3 separate regions of the Homo sapiens genome follow, and all the other regions are linked to region 1. The links are chromatin contacts, found by Hi-C or POLR2A ChIA-PET in ENCODE. All regions are on one chromosome and are shown on one strand. Each heading gives the region's core, a stretch centred on a gene start or an enhancer-like site at or near the end of the contact. The rest is flanking DNA. Distances are from core to core; before and after follow the strand shown. Region 1 has its middle 100 kb from the start of LINC03002. Region 2 overlaps CT69 (cancer/testis associated transcript 69). Region 3 overlaps LOC101928277 (a long non-coding RNA gene).

Evidence for each region. Hi-C counts contacts between places; a loop is a spot of excess contacts on that map. ChIA-PET counts read pairs that join two places held with the same protein, here RNA polymerase II (POLR2A). Pooled maps may share reads with other maps.
Region 2: a loop to region 1 is called in a map of K562, with 4 times the contacts of the local background. The contact joins two enhancer-like sites. A Hi-C loop is called at or near these places in 8 of 168 maps with a recorded cell type or tissue (CD14-positive monocyte, HepG2, K562 and 4 more), 2 of 37 single-sample maps with no recorded cell type and 5 of 50 pooled maps. POLR2A ChIA-PET finds 5 or more read pairs at or near these places in 5 of 52 experiments (AG04450, BJ, MCF 10A and 2 more).
Region 3: a map of psoas muscle shows a loop between it and region 1 (6-fold over the local background). The contact joins two enhancer-like sites. A Hi-C loop is called at or near these places in 66 of 168 maps with a recorded cell type or tissue (A673, B cell, CD4-positive, alpha-beta T cell and 40 more), 34 of 37 single-sample maps with no recorded cell type and 46 of 50 pooled maps. POLR2A ChIA-PET finds 5 or more read pairs at or near these places in 6 of 52 experiments (AG04450, HEK293T, MCF 10A and 3 more).

The regions. Positions count from the first base shown.
Region 1 is chr6:134,638,579-134,643,332 of GRCh38, reverse strand. No RefSeq gene overlaps it. Among named protein-coding and RNA genes, the nearest start is that of LINC03002, 100 kb to the right of the region's middle. Within about 2 kb of position 2,197, at least 11 of the 41 ENCODE cell types and tissues checked have a DNase peak (open chromatin) inside an H3K27ac peak, as active enhancers do; they include CD14-positive monocyte, IMR-90, dorsolateral prefrontal cortex and 1 more, where a contact is called at or near this core.
Region 2 is chr6:134,457,084-134,461,837 of GRCh38, reverse strand. The region is part of intron 2 of CT69 (cancer/testis associated transcript 69); the gene reads left to right. All of the region lies in intron 1 of LINC01010 (long intergenic non-protein coding RNA 1010), which reads right to left. Among named protein-coding and RNA genes, the nearest start is that of CT69, 19 kb to the left of the region's middle. Within about 2 kb of position 2,562, at least 2 of the 41 ENCODE cell types and tissues checked have a DNase peak (open chromatin) inside an H3K27ac peak, as active enhancers do; they include CD14-positive monocyte and psoas muscle, where a contact is called at or near this core.
Region 3 is chr6:134,820,238-134,824,991 of GRCh38, reverse strand. All of the region lies in intron 2 of LOC101928277 (a long non-coding RNA gene), which reads left to right. Among named protein-coding and RNA genes, the nearest start is that of ALDH8A1, 130 kb to the left of the region's middle. Within about 2 kb of position 1,916, at least 5 of the 41 ENCODE cell types and tissues checked have a DNase peak (open chromatin) inside an H3K27ac peak, as active enhancers do; they include IMR-90, dorsolateral prefrontal cortex and psoas muscle, where a contact is called at or near this core.

The sequences.
Region 1 (4,754 bases), core at 948-3,447:
AGCACATAAAAAGAGGTTAAATCCTTCTTCATGATATTTTTATTTAATCCAGTATATCTAAGATATTTTCAACGATTAGTATAAAAATGTTAATGAGATAATTTTCTATTCTTTTTCTCATACTAAGTTTTTGAAATTCAGTTCATCTCTTACAGCACATCTCAACATGGACTGGACACATTTCAAATACTCAGGAGGCACATATGGCTAGTGGCAACTGTATTGGACAGCACAGATCTAAAACAAACCCTCACCTCCAGCCACTCTCAATCACATCGCCCTGCTTTATCATGATTGTAACGCTTATTAGTGTTTGAAATTACCTGGCTTATTTACTTGAACATTATTCCGCCTTGTTCTCTATCTGTACCCTGCCCATGAAAAGTAAAGTCCAAAAGACCAAGGGCTTCATTTTATTCTTTGTTGTGTTTTCAAAGCTTAGTATATTGCGAGTTTTCAATAAATATTTATTGAAAGTTAAATGAATGAGAAACAAATGTAATGTTAAAAACAGTGGAATCTGTATGTGGCTTTTACTGTTTCAGTTTTCCCTCCCTTGTGCGATATTTCAGATAGATGATGAAATGATAATATCAACCCCACAAGTGTTACTCCCCTTCCTCTCCATTTCCATGTCCCAGTGTAACTATTGGGCATTGTCTGTGTCCTATATTTTTTCTGGTATGAATTGACTTATAAAGAGAAAGCATTTTCTGATCTACTTTAGACCTAGTCTCAAGTTAGCATTCAACTCACACTAAGCAGGGAAAAAAAACAAACATCTGGACTTTCTCTTCTTTCTTCCATTAACCATTACAAGATTTTTTCAGACAGTAGTCAAGCTGTAACTTGTATTTATTATCTTTTTAGCCAATGGGAGGAAAACCAGGATCTGTGATCAGTTGCAGGCCTTGGAAACTTCCAAGACACCCAGAGTCCTGGGAATTTCCCTCCATTGCCGCTCTGGAGCTGACCCAGGCTTGCCTGCTACTGCGGCTGTATGTCACAGTAGGCAAGGGTTCCAGATCTGTCTGTGCTTATTGCCTCCATCTGTAAAGAATAAACTACAATTATTGCTTATTCCAATATAAGGCTATAGAGAAAATAACAACAGAGTACTTTATGCCCAGTAATGAAAAGCATTGTTCGTGGCCCTACAAAGCAATGGGCATTGCCTTAGTAATTAAGCTTATGTTCCATGCACAGATACTACAATTAAAAACTTTCAGAGTCTTGGAGGGTGGATCCATACTATAGGCAAAGGATAAAAAATAAGTAGGATTTGAAAAGCATGCTTACTCTTTGTAAACTTAGAGAACTTTGAGAAAAGAGAAAAGTTTCTGCAAGCTAGTTTTGGCATTTAATTACATTAGCGTACAACTATTCCTTGGTGAGACAGAATGAAGAGAACCTTGACCCAATTCAGTCCCACCCCTTCCCTATCTTCTCCTCTCTTCTTCCCCTGGTTATCTTTGAAATTATACTCCAGGATAAGCCTGGCTTTGGTTTATCTGCAAACAAAAGGGCTGTCAAATTTAAGAATGTTATGTTTTCGCTTCAGAATTCATTCATTCATTTAAAAATTATGTTGTACACCTATGGGAAATGCAAATGTAAATAAGACCTTAGAGGGGCTTACATTTTAGCAGATTGTACATTCATTAAACAATTTAGTTATTCAATTACAATCGTAATGGGTGCCTTGAAGGAGAAGAATCAGGTGGTATGAGAAGATTTAAGGAAGTCCTGATTGAGACTTTCCTGTGAAGGTGGCCCTTCAGCTACATTCTGAAGGAGAGATACGATTTAGGAGATGAAGGGGGTGAGGAAGTTTTTAGGCAGAGAGAGAAGCACATGTCAGTGTGTTGAGTCAGGGAATAACCTGGCATAATCAAGAGACCCAGACATGGCCAGGGTGGACCAGCCAGCACCCCAGAGGGCTCCCAGATGAGAGGCTAATGAAGCAACAAGAGCCAGAGCCCAGAGCCTCTGCCATTCTCCCCAGTGGTGCTTCCTGTTACAGAATTGAGAGATCCTCTTCATTCATTTCCCTGACACTTGCATATTTAGGAGGTATCTGACATGTGACGCACTGAAAAGTTGTGGCTTTGCTCATGTGCTATAAGCAGTAGAGACACAATTCCTTCTGCTTCTGTCTGGAACATATCTCAGCTGACTCATCTGCTGCAGTAGCAGACAATGAGCACCAGGGGGCAGAAAGCATTCTTCTGTGTTTGCTCTGGTAGACCACAAAATGGTGAAATGTGCACTCACTTTGACCTAAAGTATTAAACAAGGAATTAGCTACTACCATGATTGGAGGTCATTGCCTTTCTAATCTTACCCAAGCATTACACAAGAAACCAACAAAACTCTTGGTGAGTTTATTGAGTATGATTTAATTCACTCTGAATTAAACCAGGAAGCGTAACTAACATGTCTTAATGAAGCTGTGACTGTCACATGATGATGGTTTAGAAAGAAGAGGGCCATTTGAGGGGATGTCTCAAAATATTGTACTAGGGAAACAAGGAAGGACGAACCATAGAAGCACAGTCTTCAGCTGTCTTCCAAGACTGTTTCCAGGTAGAAATGAGAGGTGGAAACCGTAAGAGAGGTGCAGAAGGTCTTAAATATGTAATTGGGTAGGTCAATGCAATTTGAGAGTTGATAAGCTATTAATACGAAGACAATGTGACTTTTGGCAGCTATGTTTCCAACAAATGATTACCTCTGGGGAAAACCGATAAATAAACAAGGCTTCTCATTACAACAAATTGGTCATGGATTGGGTGGTATTAACCTCACACTAATCATGTCTTACTGATTGATGCAGATGGAAGTCTCATGCCAGTCACGAGTCAAACCAAATAATTAGCAGATGTCACCAATGCCGATCTGCTGATGTCTAAAAATGGAACAAGTGAATCAGCAAACTATTTAGGAAAGTAAGGCTATGCCAACCATTCTGTCATTAAGAGCCTTGTAAGGGCAATATGGTCTATGTGTCATCAGGGTCCCTCAGCGTGACCATGAAAAAGAAAATGGATACCTATATGCTAAACATAACTATAACCATTGACTATGTGTATAAATACCATATTATGTAGATTATTTTTAAAGTCTCAAAAAGTACTTAAAACTAATTACTAGGACAATGCCTCCCTGTTATTATTGTTATTGTCACTGTCATCATCAAAAGCAAATGGCACTGGTTAAAGTGAGGCATGATCTTTTTTCTCTGGAAGTACATACTTTGATAATAAAATACTAATACACATGAATGTAAGAAATATATAAGTAAATATACATGGAGCTAATATAGAAAAGCCTAACACAGGCATCACTGAAATAAGAAAGGAAAGTTTGATTTACTGAAACTTAATAGACATACTTATGTGACAGTTATTATGCTGGGCACTTTATAAACATTGCTATATTTATATTTCATAGCAATCCTGTGGAGTTGGGTTTACCATTACCTTCATTTTACAATAGACTTGGGAAAGTGGAGTAATTTGTATAGCAAGTGGCAGAGTCAAATATGGAAACAAGTCTGTCCGTAGGGACCTTTGTTAATATTGGTCACCCAACATCCATCTCCACTTCCTATCAACATCTTCCATTTCCTTTGGAGGATTTGCTTTTCCCCCATTGTGGAGAGTTCTAGTAGATCAGAAAATTCAGATAATCTGTTCTTCCTCAATGAAAGTAAAGAGTAGCCTCTGGACAGATTCTTTCTGTTGAAAGGATCTGGAGGGAAGGCCTTCTAAGATCTAAGCCTGGTCAACTGGACTTTCAACCCAGATACAAGGAGGGAAGAAACTGTTCCTGCCAAAAGTCTCTTTCCTTGTTCCTATTCTACTTCTGGAACTGCTCCTTCAGACTTCCATTGATTTGGTGTGTTGTGGTCACCAATATCCTTCTAATAAATTGAATCATAGTTGCCCATACCAAAGAACCTAATGCCTCAAAGTAAATTCACTTTCAACCCCTCCAAACTTCAATCGTGCCAAGAAAATACAATATTTTTAATCTCTATTTCAAATACTGAAATAACTTCACAAATAATAGGTTAGGTAGAAGTCTTTGTCACAAATAGAATAATTTGCAAATCAAAGCAATGTTAACCTTTGTTTTCATCGCAATCATTATTTTTGTGTAAATTCAATACATGGAGTTGGTTATATCTATGTAACAATAGCTTATCTTTTAGGTAGATTAGAATTTTTTCTAAGACTACCATTTATACTTTTTTCTTTTTCTTTTTCTTTTTTTTTTTTTTTTTTGAGATGGAGTCTCACTGTGTCACCCAGTCTGGAGTGCAGTGGCACTATCTCGGCTCACTGCAATGTCTGCCTCCCAGACTCAGGTGATTCTCGTGCCTCAGCCTCCCGAGTAGCGGGGACTACAGGCGCCTGCCACCACACTCAGCTAATTTTTGTATTATTATTATTTTTTTAGTAGAGACGGGGTTTCATCATGTTGGTCAGGCTGGTCTCGAACTTCTGACCTCAAGTGATCCACCTGCCTTGGCCTTCCAAAGTGCTGGGATTACAGGTGTGAGCCACTGCCCTGAGACCATTTATACTCTTTTCTGACATGATTCCTTCCCTTTGTAATACAAAAGTAAACTCCAGCTGCTTACTGTGTCTAGATAGGCCAATTCTGAATTTGTAGGTAATTCACAGTAATTGCTCTTATTAACTGAATTCTTACCAAGTGTTACAAACTATGCTGAACTCTTCCCATAC
Region 2 (4,754 bases), core at 1,313-3,812, 180 kb after region 1:
GGTAAACATAATTGAAACCAAGGTTGTTTCCAATAAACTGGAATGCTACAACCCAAAGTCTTGACAAATTGGAGGTAGAGAGAAATAAAAATTCTAGCTATATACTCACTCACCTTGTCTTTCGTTTTCATTTTTATTTTAACAACAACAACAACAAAAAGCTGTGTAGCCTCTGACTATTGACTGTGGTGCAATCCCCAGCTCCTTACCATTAGTGATTGGCACCTGACCAATGAATGGCATGGCAGCAAGCAACCTCATGATTTTGAGATACATGTAGAAGCAACCTCAAATTCGCATAGCCTATATATGGCTATAGCACATTATTTTAAACCTAAAAAGCGCACTATAATATCATAAACATTGTACACAGAATTTAGGCTACATTTTTACATCGAATAAAACATCGTACACAGAAATTAGGCTAAAAACACAAACTCGGGCCAGATGTGGTGTCTCACGTCTGTAATCCCAGCACTTTGGGAGGCCGAGACAGGCAGATCGCTTGAGCCCAGGAGTTCGAGACCAGCCTGGGCAACGTGGCAAAACCCCATCTCTACAAAAAATACAAAAATTAGCTGGGCGTGGTGGTGATGGCCTATAGTCCCAGCTACTTGGGGGGCTGAGGTAGGAAGATCTCTTGAGCCTGGGAAGTTGAGGCTGCAGTAAGCCGTGTTTGCACCATTGCACTCCAGCCTGAGTGACAGAGTGAGATCTTGTCTCAAAAACAAACAAAAACACACAAACTCCAAGAGTATGGCGGATGCCTAGGCTGCATCTCCTAGACAGCCAGAGGTCACCATCACTCCCCTACCTGGAGATGACTTCAAAGCAACTTGAACGCTGTCTGCATAGCTTCCTCCCATGCCTCATCTGGACCTCCTTAACACTGGCTTCCCTAGCTGTGGTCTTAAAAGCCACACAGACCCATCTCTACCTCCACCTCTCCCTTGCCTGTTGTCAGTTTTCTCCTGGCTTTTCTTACCACCTGGTGCTTGCTATACATGTGTTTCTTCCTTTATTGTCTGTTCCCAACTAGAACGTAAGTTCCATGAGGACAGGATGTTGACTTGTTGATTGCTATATCCCAACTTCTTAGAATAGGGCCTGGCATATTTGTAAAATAAATAAAATAATAAATACTGAGAAGTTTAGACATTATGATGGACCACAGAAAATAGTTGGTTTGGGCAGGTGATTCCATAATGTGCCCCTTAAATTGTACCATGGACATCTCTGACTAAGCTTAAGAAAGCCTTCAGTCAGACCTTAGTAAATCTTAAACTTTTCTTTTTTATTAAAATGAAGAACATTGATAAAATCAGTCATTTCCTTCAAGGCTTCTGACTGATTTCCATTAAGGTTGCTGCCTCTACAATATTTCTTTGAGTGACTGGTAATGACCTCCTTATAAACTCTCAGACAATAGAGAATGCTGTATGCATCCATATTCATTTATTCATTCATTTAATTATGCAACAAATATTTTTTGAGTAGTTACTATGAACTAGGCAACATTCTAGACCCTAAGGGTATAGCAGGAATCAGATAGTCCCTGCCTTCATGAAGCTTATATTCTAACAGGGAGAGAGACAGACAATTGGGAAATAAGCAAATTGATATATATTTTGAAGGATAAGAAATGCTATGGATACTGTCACATTGGAGATTGAAAAAAAAAAAGAAAATTTAAAAAAAGAAATGACGTGGAAAAAAACAGAGCAGAGTAAGAGAGCTGCGTGTGGTGACCTGGGGAGATTTAGGGAAAGGCATTTGAAGAAATAAGGCAGTTAGGTACTGCAGAAATGGTGGAGAGTGTGTGTCTTGGAGGGAGGAAGCTCCGGGCACAGGAGATCCAACAAGAAGGCCCTGAGATGGTGGCATGCTGGGGGTGTTCTGAGACTAGCAAAGGGGCAGTGTGTGGGAGCTGCCTGGGAGAAGGTTGTAAACCTGGGGCCAGTGTGTGTGGAGAGCAGTGAGTGCAGAAGGAAGCGGGTGCTTGATAAATTAGAGACAAATAACAAGGGAGCAGCCCTTTTAGGGTCTTGGAGGCCACAGTGGAATTCTTTAATCAGAGTGAGGAGGGTTCTAAGAAAAGGAGCAGCATAATCTGATTTACTTTTTGAAAGATCACTCTAGTACCTGGGTAACAATAGGCTATGGGGGTGACAGCCTCTGGAGAAAGACAAGGCTGGGCACAGTGGCTTATACCTGTAATTCCAACATATTGGGAGGCTGAGGCAGGAGAATTAATTGAGGCCAAGAGTTCAAGACTAGCCTGGGCAACATAGTGAGACCCCATCTCTATTAAAAAGTTTTAAAAATGAGCCGGGTGTGGTGACATGTGCCTGTATTTACTTGGGAAGCTGAGATGGGAAGGATCCCTGAGCCCAGGAGGTCAAGGCTGCAATGAGCCATGATCTCGGCATTGCACTACAGCCTGGGCAACAGAGCAAGACCCTGTCTCTAAAAATAATTAATGCTGCTATTGAGAGAAATGGAGAGAAAGAGGGAAGTCACGGATGGATCCAAGCAACTGGCTTAGGACATAGTTACCATGCACTGAAATGAGGAAATGGGAGGAGTGTGGGGGTTGAGGAAATTGGGGTTTGGGGCACACAGTTATAAAGAGCCAAACTCATTCAACGTTTTTAAGCAGCAAAGGAATGGAGCAGCATTCAGAACTGTTGCAAGAAAGCCAGAGAGCCAGCCTTGGAGGCCATGCACCCAGGAGCACAGCCCAGAAGTCTCCATGGCCGCTTCCCCTGACACTGCACGGCCACTGGGCAGAGGCAGCCAAAGTCTAGGCTGACACTGGAAAACAAACACCAGAACCACCGCCCCTGCTGCCAGAAGCTCCAGTTGTCACTGTCACCTCCCAAGTAAAAAATATAAATAAAGGACTCTGTATGGTTTCTACTTTTCAGTTCCCTCTTCTGATATGGAGTACCTGATGGGCAGAGCCTGGTGTGGGGCTGCAGAGGAGCCTGGCTCACCAGGCCTCTGCTTTCCACTGCCAGGGTTTGAGAGCAGAGCCCCAAACAGTTATTCAAAATGGCTTTGCAAACATGGTAACCTTCACAGATATTCTTGCAATCACGGTTTTTGCCTGTTACTACTCAGTGAACAATTCAATGTTTTTTAAAAAAAGAATTTGATTTTTTTCCCCTCTATATCCATCTCTAGACTGACCAGGTTTCTTGTAGACTAGGTGCGCAGTCTTTCGCCAGACTGCGTAAAGGCCTGAAGCAGGGTAATAAAACTGACTTCCCTGTTTGAGAAATAGTTCTGGGAGAAAATGTGAAGATACTTGAAATCTGTAGATAAATTCAAGAAAAAAATTAATGATAGTCTTTAAGCATAGGAGGGAATATACAGCAAGTAAATGATAAATGGATAACTAACACTGCTTAGGTCGATATGAAAAAAATTGGAAATTTGGAAAATCCTGGTCTAGTGTTCCTTAAGAATAATCATCACTAGATTAATTAGAAAATATTAATAAGGAATTATTAACTATTTGTTGCTACATTTATTGAGGGGTTAGCAGTTGCAATGAACTGAAGGTTTTTGTCCCTCCAAAATTTATATATTGAAATCGTAATCCCCAAGGTGATTAGGCAACAGGGCGTTTGGGAGGTGATTAGGACGTGAGGGCAGAGCCCACAGGAATGGGACTAGTGCTCTTGCAAAAAAGGCCTAGAGAAACCCCTGGCACCTCCTGCCGGTAAGAAAGTGCTGTCTGTGAGGAAGTGAGCCCTCATCAGACACTGAATCTGCCATCACCTTGATCTTGGACTTCTCAGTCTCCAGAACTGTGAGAAATAAATCTCTATTGTCTACAAGCCGCCCAGTTTGGGTTTTTTGTTATAGCAGAATGGACTAAAACACCAGTGCTAAATAATGCTGTGTTCAATGCTGATTTTCAACATCTCATTTGATTCTCACAATAACCCCAACAGGCAGGACTAGGCTCAGAGAATGTAACTACTTTGTCTTGCTAGTAAATGGTGGGGGTCCAATGTCCTAAGCTCTTGGCTTCAAAACTATATGCCCCAAGTTAATCTCTAGCGAGATATAATGTCTAGTAAGGAGGAAAGGAGAGGACCTGGGTGATCCACAAACTTAACAATCTGCCCTGAGTAATCTCATTAAATGTGTATTTTAACTTTGTTTTTAAAGTGTCATTAACGTGTTCTGCTAAATCTTCACTGCTGGGAATTCATCCTTATTTACCTACAAAAACACACATATAGGTACAAAGCTACATTTTCCAGTTTTCGTTGTGAGAAGAAAAAACCTGGAACTCTAACATCATCATTTAGGAATTTTTATCAAGTTTCATGAATTATGAAATATCTATATGATAGAATACCATGCATCTTTTAAAGGTATGGGAGTATCTTTAAGATATACTTTCAAGTTAAAAATATCCAGATGAAAAATAGTGGATATAGTGATTCCATTTGTGAATAAATACACACAGATTTTTATGCTTGTAGATACATTAAAAAATTCTAGAAAGATATACAAATACTTGTGGGAGAAAGGGGAAGTTTTATAAAGGTCAAGGAAGACCTTTACTGCTCAGTTACTATCTGTTCGTATGGTTTCAGTTTTCTACCTTGCGTATAGATAGGTAACTTTTTATTCTTATTTATAATGAGTGTTTTTAATCAACTCTGTATGTTTGAAAGATTGTTGAGCCTTTTGAAAAAATTCATTTAGGTCTTTATATACTTCATTTTAAAAAT
Region 3 (4,754 bases), core at 667-3,166, 180 kb before region 1:
TTAAAGCCTTCTTCCTTGGCATGTCATCATCTCAGTGATTGGTTTTCTGTGCAGCCAGCAGCAGGACCTAGACTGAACCCTTGGTGTTTCGGTAACAACATCAGTGTGATTGATGTCCTCATGAAACCAATGGAATCAGAATTTCCTAGAAATCTTTACAAAGCTTTTGCTTCTCTCATGTTGTATTCTTCAGTCCATGGTGGTTTACATTTGCCTCTTTTATCATCTCTTTTAGTCTGAAAATTTTCTGTTTCTCGTATTAGTGCTTTCAAATAGATTGCCTATTGGATTATTTTCTCATTTATATAGCAGACTCGGATTGGATGGGGGGATATGATTAAAAGACAATTACATATATTTAATACTTTTAGAGGATTTATACAGGAACAAAAATCAGAGGAAGACCTACAAGATTTTCTAATTTAAAAATTTTTAATTATTCTAATAAGCATTTCATGCTCTTAGCTCTTTACTATGAAGAAATGGACTGGGAGCCAACAGATCTGAGTTCCTGTCCCTGCATTGACAAATAATTCATTTTCAGAGCCTGTTTCACAAGCCATGAAATAAGGGAACCATTTTATGTAGAAAGTAGCTTCAAAACAGCTGGGATGAATAAAGTACTTTATTACCTGGAGACTTCAAACACAGTTTTTTTGCTGTGGCCCATAATTTGATAGTGTCTAATTGCATCTAAAATCCAAGTTTTCGGCCAGGCGTGGTGGCTCACACCTGTAATCCCAGCAATTTGGGAGGCCAAGGTGGGCGGATCATGAGGTCAGGAGTTTGAGACCAGTCTGACCAACATGGTGAAACTCCATCTCTACTAAAAATACAAAAATTAGCTGGGCGTGGTAGTGTGTGCCTGTAATCCCAGCTACTCAGGAGGCTGAGGCAGGAAAATCGCTTGAAACTGGGAGGCAGAGGTGGCAGTGAGCTGAGATCGCACCATTGCACTCCTGCCTGGGTGACAGAGTGGGACTCCGTCTCAAAAAAAAAAAAAAAAGTTTTCTGCGATGGCATCTAAGCATCTTTCTGTTCCAGTCCTGAACTGCCTTCCACATCACTTCCCACCCATCTTCTTGGGCCCTGATCCTTTATCACATGCTGTACTCTCAGGACTCCTGACCTTTGCTTCTGCTGTTCCCCCTGCCTAGCATACCACACCCATTTCTTTAGAAATCAAAGGCCCATCTATCTCCTTCAAAACTCAGATCTAGTGTTTCCTCTTGCATGCAGCTTTTTCTAACCTCAGCAGAATGAATTTCCCCCTTCCCTTTGTGCTTTCTCATAATGGAACATTTATCATATGGGATAATTACTTGTTACATGTTTTGTTTTCTATTTAATACCTCCTAAGTTTTGACTGAAGCTTGTCCACATGCTTGGTCACAGAACTGTCCTGGGAAATTCCCTGATGAATTATTTCAAAAGCAACCAAAGTGTCCTAACTTGATGGTAGCAGGGGAAAAACAAGGATCATCTCAGTGTGGCTGAATGAAAAGCAGTATCTATCTGGATCTTCATAAATGATGGAATTGATTTGCCACACCATTTGGTAAAGGCCTGAAGCCGTGGTTAACAGGGTTATTTTGATGAAAACTTGAAACAAAAAACACTCAAAGGACAACAGCCCCGGTGGCCCTTGAGGCAAATGATTGATTCCTGGGGCTATGTTGGAAAGTTTGGCAGAGAAGAGACTGAAATATGCTGTGGGGTGAGGAGGTTGTAGGAGGGGGCCCCACTGGGAGATTCTTGGGCTTTGGAAACATGGGGGAGAGAAAATGGTCCAGAAATGTTGTCTTGGGAAATTAGGGACAGCAGAGCTAGGGATAACAGCATGTCTAGAATACGCTGATAAATTTCCACTAGATGACGCTGTTTCCTCATTTGGCGAATGAGATTTATTACCCTACCCCTACCGGCCAACCTAAGCCCCGGACCACGGACCACGGACCACAGAGGCGTGAGAGCCTGGAGGCCTGGGCTCTAGTTCCAAATCTGCCCCTCCCTGGAATGAGGCCTGGAAGGAACAGACCTCCAAGATTCCCTGAGATTCCTCATTTGTAAAACAAAGAAATCCTCAACCAGGTGCTTTCTAAAACTTCTCCAATTACTTTTTAAAATACGTTTTATTTTTCCATTTTAATGAAAACTGTGGGGATATGTATTGCCTTTTATGTAAATATATACTTGTCATACAGAAATATCAATTTTTATTTAACCAAATCTCATTTAGATAATTAGACTCTGTAAAGCATACGGGGCAAGAATCAAATGAATAACAGTATACTTGTACACATTGGTATGCCTCCTGGGCCTAAACATTTCCCATTTATGTATGCAGTGAATTGTAGAGCTGGAAAGAATCTTAGAGGTTATACAAATAGTTCAGTCTTTTACGTATCTAATATCTAAACATAAGCTTCTCCAGGGGAAAAATTCTATTATTTTTTTTTCCATGATGAATTTTTTTTAGGGTCTGTAGTTGTAGAACTATGTCCTTGTGCTTGAGGCCAGCTCTATACTGAGTTCTCTCATGCAGGTTATCATTTGACGCACGACTTCCGAAGCTCGCTTAAGTCATAACTGAATCATTGAATGACATCAAACACCTAGCTGTTGTGTTTGAGCTCCTTTTTTTTTTTTTTTTTTTTGCCTACTCTTGTGATATGGGTCTGTCCAGCAGTGCTTCTCTCTGTTTGCTTCAGATGTTTTCAGTTATATGGAAATTAAACTCCAAGGGAAGAATATGGGGTGGATCAAATTCTGTAACTGTGTCAATCCCTGCCCCCTCCCCAGAGGACACATCCAGATCCATGTCTCTGCCTCGTGTTTACCATCAGTGGAGCCCAGATTGTTTCAACACATAGAAAGACCCACTGCTTTTCCTGGCAAGTCCTGAAGGTCATTTGTTTGCTGCTTTTTACGGTAATTGCAACAACCATTTATCCCCTTGTAAACAAATAGTGTGCTTCTAACCTATGTACCACAGTTAAAACGTTATCCCAGTAGGACAAGAGAGTTGCTGACAAAGAGAACTGGCAACATAGGGGGGAGAAAGAAGCAAGGCGTAGTCTGTCTCTTACAAATGTGGGTCATATATATTTCTGTCTGAAGGAGATGATGGACTTCAATTTTGTTCTTCCAATTCCTTTCTATACCCCAGTGAGAACAGTTTTTAGTACATATTTAAGTTCTTTTGCTTTAAGAAGAAAGATAAGAATGATAATAATCTCTGAATGTACCAATCCGCTGTTAAACCCCCTCCACCACCCACCAAATAACTCCTCTCACTAGATCAGTTCAGCCCCAGGGTTCATAGTTAACAAGGCTTCATTAGGGCTGAAAAAAAAATTGCCTTTGCTTCCAAACACGGGTTGAGCTCTGATACGGCCTCAGCAGGGAACAGATTTCCCCCTTTTATCTCTTTGCTTCACTGGTGTGTAATCTTGTCTTTTGGAACGGTGGTAATCAGAACAAATTACCTAGAGTGGGGAATAAAAAGACTTCACAGTCATTGTGGGTAATTTTTTGTTTTCTTTAACAATTGGTACCTTCCTTTAGTAATTGAAAATGATCCAAGAAATCTCTATGTACTTCGTAAGACTTTCCTAAGCGTGCCAGCTAAAGCTTTTAAGGTGGTAGAGATGGTTTCAGCGAGGGCTTGGAAGCTCCAAAAAACCAGAAACTTGCCTTGTTGCCTGGGTCCCTCAACAGGGATGGCCAGAGTTTCTTGAGACAATTGCTGCTGTGGTCTGGAAAGAAGCAGAGCCATGAAAGAGGAGAAGGCTTTGTGGCATGTCTAGGCCCAAATTCCAGATGCAGAGTTTAGTGTGAACAGCGTGTCCCTCCCAATCTTGAGAAGAAGATAAAGAATGGTGCTCCTCTAGGATCTGCCCTCGGTTTTTGTTGGGGGCTCCAGTCCCACTAGACCTGGGTTATTGTCAGAAAGGCAGCCTCACAGTACCTCTGCCACTCAGTGGGGGTCTCTGCGCCTGCTGCTTCATTCATCATCCCCTGCCTCTCCCACGTGCACTGGAAAATGTTATTTGCTTCTTGAGGTTCAGAGAGATGAAGAACATGCCTGAGTTCACTAGCATGAAGCAAGTGTTAGAACCTCTGAGAGACTGAAGGGTTGGGGGTGAGGGTTTATGACATCCATGGGGATGCTTAGAGGAACATCTGCCATGTCAGGTGTCATTTCTGAAGCTTCATACTAGATGAATTTGAGATGTGTGGAAATAGGAACAGCCTATTTGTGAGGTTACCTTCCTGGGCAAAGCAATGTTATCCAAGATTCACTCAGAAAGCCGCAAGAAGCATGCTGGAGCTAGGTGTCAAGAGGAGGTTTATGGCATGTCATTAATGGAAAGTCAGGTGGAAAAGAGCTAACACTTCTCAAGGTATCATCCTTCTGTGTCAAAGTCTCTGCCTCTACAGGACTGTAAGTATGTGGGTTGATAACAGCTTCTAGTGCCTTGAACATGTTACCAGTGGTTGAATGAACAAATGAGCAGAAGTTGGAGATACCCTCATTAGGACGTAGGATGTTCTGAGCCTTAGGTTATCTAAGACTAAGGAGTTTATGAGATGGACTATATCTGCAAAGTCCTGGAGGACTTTAAGAGGTGATAAAGGCTCAGTTGTGTGTAGTAGTAGGGATTTACATAAGAAAAATTTTGGATGGCAACTTAAACTAGGTCAGCATTTTTTAAGGGGGGGTAAGGACATGTGTATGTTAAGAAAAGTGG